Regions from separate parts of the Homo sapiens genome. Here region 1 is linked to region 2. The links are chromatin loops, found by intact Hi-C in ENCODE. Cell type or tissue: heart left ventricle. All regions are shown on one strand. Links, peaks and the distances in the headings refer to the core of each region. The heading gives the core; the rest is flanking DNA. Region 1 has its middle 210 kb from the start of TMEM38B. Region 2 has its middle 110 kb from the start of RAD23B.

What was found. A loop is a pair of places that touch in the nucleus more often than their neighbours do. Peaks named below come from ENCODE experiments on the same cell type or tissue, not always from the same donor. Only the 100,000 strongest peaks of a DNase experiment are listed, where the experiment ranks them.
Region 1: a loop joins it to region 2, with 8 times the contacts of the local background. A loop is called at or near these places in 29 of 110 quality-filtered maps.

What each region holds. Positions count from the first base shown.
Region 1 is chr9:105,899,991-105,902,901 of GRCh38, reverse strand. No RefSeq gene overlaps it. Among named protein-coding and RNA genes, the nearest start is that of TMEM38B, 210 kb to the right of the region's middle. In heart left ventricle, for the core only: CTCF peaks have their summits at 1,038 and 1,241 (motif pointing left); no DNase peak of the experiment used is centred there.
Region 2 is chr9:107,174,720-107,177,630 of GRCh38, reverse strand. No RefSeq gene overlaps it. Among named protein-coding and RNA genes, the nearest start is that of RAD23B, 110 kb to the left of the region's middle. In heart left ventricle, for the core only: no CTCF peak of the experiment used is centred there; DNase peaks (open chromatin) are centred at 1,570 and 2,350; H3K27ac peaks cover 1,833 bases.

The sequences.
Region 1 (2,911 bases), core at 166-2,665, 1.3 Mb after region 2:
AAAAAAAAAAAAACCTGAGTGGCTTCGATTGAATTGAGGCAGGAGTCTAGAGTCTCACCTAATGCCTCTCTCTCTGCTTCCTTCACACCACCACTGACTGCTCTGGGGCACATCGGGGGTCCCCTAGTGCCCTGCAGGAAGCAGGGTAAAAACCACAGGATTGCCTGATGGCTCGGGTCTTTCCCAGCTCTATAGCGGTTTAATCTGGGCCCCTTCTCTGGAGCCTCACCTCTCTCAGACTTCCTCCAACCCAACCAGAGCAGCTCTGGTCCAAACTCAGCTTCAAGTACCACCATCTCTTTCCAGTTGCCCTCTACCACCTCGACTGCCCTTACTTAGGCACCCCACCTCCCAGATGCTCCAGGCACTGCCCACCAAGGCTCCAAACCATGGAGTCACCAGTGAGTGTCCACCCTGGCTCAGCCCTCTGCGAGGCACCAAAGATCCGGAAACAAGCCATCCAGGGGCCTGTCTGCTCACAGCCATTCATGGGGACTAAACCAGGCAGAGTGGACTAACGGAGCTCTCTGGCATTCTGGTGGCTCTCAGGTGCATGTGGTCAAATCCAACTGAGTCCTTGGTTTTCTTTTCAAGCCTTCCTGACTATCCTGAGGCCATACAGTCACAATTAATAAAGATTGCCTGTCTTTGTGTACTTGGTTGCTGTCTTTATGAGATATGGATGATAGCATTGCCCCCCTTCCAAGAAAGGGAAATGCCATCTGTCTCTCTTGCTTGGCCTCAGTGCCACTTCAAGCAGGGGTCAGCAAGTATCCCTGGGCACTGTCTTCTGCCCCTTCTGTGGCCCAGATGGAACAGTCCTCATCCTCAGACCACACTCCTCCCCAGCCTCAGCACAGGCATAGGGCTTGCCTATGTGCCTGCTGCCTGCCTTGGTCTGGGCCAGTATCTCTCTGCAAGAGCCTTGCACAGAGCCAGGAACACCACAGGTGTTCAGCAGCCCTATGTAAAGGTAAGCCCTGACACTTTCAGGACCTTAGGCAGGTCAGAATTGCCTTCCTTAAGCCCAGGATTGCCCCCTGGCTACTGGCTTTGCTTCTCCTCTGTGTGGCAAGAGGGTGGAATCTCAGGTAAACAGAGCCTCAGGGGTAAAGTCCCAAGAGGCTAGAGCAGTGGAGAACGCTCTGGACTTCCTAACCTCAGGGATTCTCAGGAAAGAGAGGGAGGCAGGAACACACTGACCCCTTCCCCAGAGCCCAGCACACGGTGCTCAGGGGCCACCTGCTGGCAGTCAGGGGCATGTGTGACTCTGGGGGTGGGGCTGCTTAGGCCCAAGGCTTCTGCAGAGACACACACGGAGCACATGGATACATGATGTGCACGCATGCACACATACCTACTTTCCACATATCCAAGCATGTATGTGCACACATGGAAAAATGCATGCACATACAGACCTGAGCCCAAGCATGCCAAGCACATGGACATAATGCCATTACATGTGAACTCATAAGCATGCACTTGCAGACAGCCCTGGGTACACAGGTACATGTACACAATTGCATATATATGTGAGCCTGAGCCCTGGCTGAGACCTTCTCCCCTATGATCTCTTTACAAATCCCTTCCTCCCATATATTACCTGGGGAAAGACAGAAGCCACATGGCCTCTGCCCCCTACCCTCCTCTTCTGAGGAGACAGGTATTGCTCAGTCCGTGGCTTAGCTATCAAGAAGACCCCCTCATGGGGTCTCAGCTCCACCTAAGCAGAGGACTAACCTATCTGCACTTTCTCCTCATCTGCGGCTTATGGTGCATGGGGCAGAGGTGGGCTTTGACAGCATGAAGACACAGACCTGAGGACCTTGGTTGACAGTAATTTCTATATAAGGAATGGCTGCCCACTAAGTGCCACAAGGTAGGCAATAGCAGCAAAAGTGTGGAATCTAGAAAGGTGGGAGGTGATTCCCTTGAACCCTCTGGGAAGCTGAAGCTGTAGGCTGACATCTCCAAAACAGTGTTCAAGGGCTGATAGAGCCTCAGAAACCCAGGTTCAAGGATGAGGAAGGAAACTAATATTTATTGAATGCCTACTCTGTGCAGGCATTGTTCCTGTGTTTTCTCATTCCATCCTTACTTCCCTAAAAGGTAAGGAGTATTATTAGTCTTCATAACCCCTCATAACAATCTATCACCAAGTCTCATTCTTTTCTTTCTTAATAACCCTCAGATTTTTCCACTGGTGCACCACCAAGTCTGAACCTCCATTAGCTCTTGCCTGGGCACTGGCACAGCCTCCTACCTGGATGCACTTCTTGTCCCATCCAATCTACTCTTCATAATTCTAACAGACTGGTTTTAACAACATGAAACTAAGATTCCTTTAATGGCATCAATGACTTCTTGTTCTAAGGCCAAGATCAAAATCTTAATCTCTGCTTTGCACATCCTCACTTACCTCTCTAGGCTCATTGGCACCACTTACCCCTCATGTGCAGATTCTCTGTGGCCGCCTGGCTGGAGACTGCCCGAGACTGCCTAAGACTAAGAGTTCCCAGGGGGAGGGGCAGCCACCATCACTGTGGCTGCTTGCTGACTAAGATGACAGCTCCCTGGGAGAGGAGTGGCAGCCATCACTGCAGCTCCAGTCTGCCGTTTTTCCCTGCTGGTGCCAAGGAAACTGGGTAGTTTGGACCCAGGAGGAATTCCCCATAGTGCAGCACAGTGGCCGTGGCAGATTGTAGCCAGACTGCCTCTTTAGGCCAGACCCGGACCCATTCCTCCTCACCAGGTGGGGCCTCCCTGTGGGAATTTCAGCAACTCCAGCCAAGGGTTTATGGACAGAATTCTGATCTCCCTGGAATAGAGCCCCTGGAGGGAAGAGAGGCTGCAGATTCCATGTATCAGCAGACTTAGTCTTTCCCCCTGCTGGCTCTGAGGAATCAGGCAG
Region 2 (2,911 bases), core at 95-2,594:
CAATGAAACCAGAACGTCTGATGCTGGGGCCCCGGCTTCAGAACTTCAAAAACCTCTTCAGGTGACTCCCAAATGCAGCCAAGTTTGAATATCTGTGCTCCAGAGTTCACAAATCACTTTCCCCCAGAGGAAGTGGTCTGACCGACCTTTACACCTCTATGAGGACAGCAGAGTAGATTTCATTGACCCCACTCTGATGATGGGAAAACCAAGCTCAGAGAAAATTCCAGAAAGGACTTGAACTAGAACCAGATTCCTTGATTCTTCTCCACTGCTCTATCCCTGTCCTGGGGGGAGGAGCTATGCCACATCACTGACCTCTATTTCCCTTTCAGTATCTGCACCGGAGCGAAGGCTGCCTTGGGTGTTTGGAACAGTTTACCTCTATCTAGCCATCATGGGGTTCTGATGACCCCATCCCCAGCCCCCATCACCTGGTCTCCCCCTGCCCTCCCCTGTAGTTCATGGGTTCTCCACAGCCCGGAGTAGAGGCCAGGGGGTTTTCCACACAGGCTTTTCAGATCCATTTCATTCCCGCCTGTTTTTCCATCTGCCTTGTCATAGGGTGTGTGGTGCAGGCTTGTCTCTGCCAAATGCTTTAGTGGCTCTGGAATGGAGAAAGCAGCAGAAGCCCAGAGTGTTTATGCCATGGGAAAAGCTGGGCTTTTCCACAGATCATCCTTCTCCCCCGCCCCCAGGTTCTCATGCCCTACATGATTCCCAGGGGGCCACCCAGCAATTAAGATACAGTTCTGGAGAGCAGAAGGCTCTGACAGCCCCACAAATCAGCCTCCATATCCCCACCCCCAACACACGCACATCCCAGTCCCTCCCAGAACAATGCTATCGAGTCATCTTGAGCAATGGCACCAGAAAATCCCAGTGTAATGAAAGAAAACAGAGGCCTGTCTTTCTGGCTGCTGGTGCGATTTCAATAGAAAGCCCTTCTTAAGCAGGAAGAAGCAATTCTTCTGCTATGTCCCTAACAAAAGCTGACCTCTTCCTTGGCGGCATTGGGTAGGCCCAGAATCAAGCTGGGGTTATTTCCCCACCATCGCCATAGTCATAGCAACAGCTTTGATTAATGCGGTGTCCCATTAGAGGGATAATGTCAGCCCTAATCAGAAACGCCTCAAGTATCTCTCTTTGCATTTTGGTAAATGGCGTAATCACATTACGGCTGGATGTGTCTGGGAGCTGATTGCTGTCGCACAAGTCTGCCTGATTTTCCAGGTTAAGGGGTGTCAGGGGGCCCGAGATGCAGCTAATTACTGTGCATTGTTAGGAGAGAGGACCAAGGCCACGGAGGCCGCCAGGAATGTTCCTGCCCTATCCTTCCTTCTAAGTCCATAGGAGCGCCCTGGGCTGATGGTCTGTTTGCAAGGATGCCTGCCTGAAGGAGATGGCTGAGAGTCAGAGAGGGGTGCTATATGCTGCTGTTAAGCATAAGGGAAGCAGAGGCATGGTTGAAAAGAACAGGCAGGTAGCTGAGCTGGGCTTGGCTGTTCCTGTCCCTTGTCCATCAAGCTCATGATGGACAGTCAGCCTCCGGTCATGCCACTGGGCTGGAAAACTGGCAGAAGGGGCCCCACTTGGGCCTGGAGATAGGAAACGGCAGGGGTGACATGCACTGCAAAGGCATGTAATGAGTGTGGACTTGACTTGTCATAATAGCATTTGGCTGTTGGCAGGTTCTGCTTTGTCTGTTGAAGCTTCCTACTTGAGGGTAGATTCTTACTGCACCCTGGGGAGACAGACTTCTCCTTCTCTCCCCTTTTACTAGCAGGGAAACCAAGGAAAGGAGAGGTGACATGTCTCATCCCTGTATTGATGCTAGGTTCCACTTCCCAAGAGACCCTTCCCACACGAAAAGCTTCCTCTCTTTGCCTTCCAGCCTAGCTGCTTTTGTTTCTGTAAATCCATAGGTGACAGTAACAATAAATCGTCACCACCTATACTGAAAGATTAAGAGGAGGACCTGAGGAAATATGCATTGAGCCCCCAGAGGCTATTTTTAGATGCTTCTGGGAGGTTTTAAAAAAGGACTCACACAGTTAACTATTTATGACTTTTTGAATGCAGGACAGAAATAGAAGGACAGCACTTAGCTTCTTCTCCAAAGCTGGGGAGTAAATTCCTCTCAGAGACCTGAAACCACTTTGGGGCCCTTAAATTTACTGTCTCTTGGATGGCATTTAATATCTAGCATAACTAATATCTAGTTTTTATTTCTGGCTACAGCAATAGTTGTTCTTTTCGGTGTTGAAAATTATCTCAAGAGTAGCTGAGGAAATTGAGTCACAGAGTGAGAATTATCTCAGAGTCACACGGCTGGTCTGTGGCCAAGCCCTGGTGGAAGCAAATCTCTTGCTATTTGGGCCAAAGTTCACTGCAGAGGGTTGAACTGAATGTCCCAGGGCAGGTTTGGGTGTGGAAAGTTCTTCAGGGGATACTCAATCCAACAAACGGACAAGACGCTATGGTATCATGAATCAACCAAGCTCCATCTGCCACCTTTCCTAGGAGGCTCCAGGCCAGCTTTCCACTTGGAAGAGTCAATATTCTCCCCAAGAAGATGTTGCATTAGACATGTGAGAGGACACAGGCTCACTGCCTACCCTGAAACCTCACACGCTTGTGTTGTATTATGAGCAGGACAGAATGCATTTCCAGGCCGGGTTGTACCTCAGGTCGGGGGGAAATTAGTAGGGTTTCCTCAACTGCTCTCCGAAGCTTTATGTCCTTCCCAGTAGCCAACAACTTGATCATCCCTTCCTTTAAACTTGGCCAATCAGGGACTTGGAAATCAAGGATGTAGAGCCTTAGCCCCAACAGCCAATAGCTTTAAGCTAAACAAACCCACAAGAGACTGGTATTTGCCTGAACAGAAAACCACAGAGGAATGAATTAA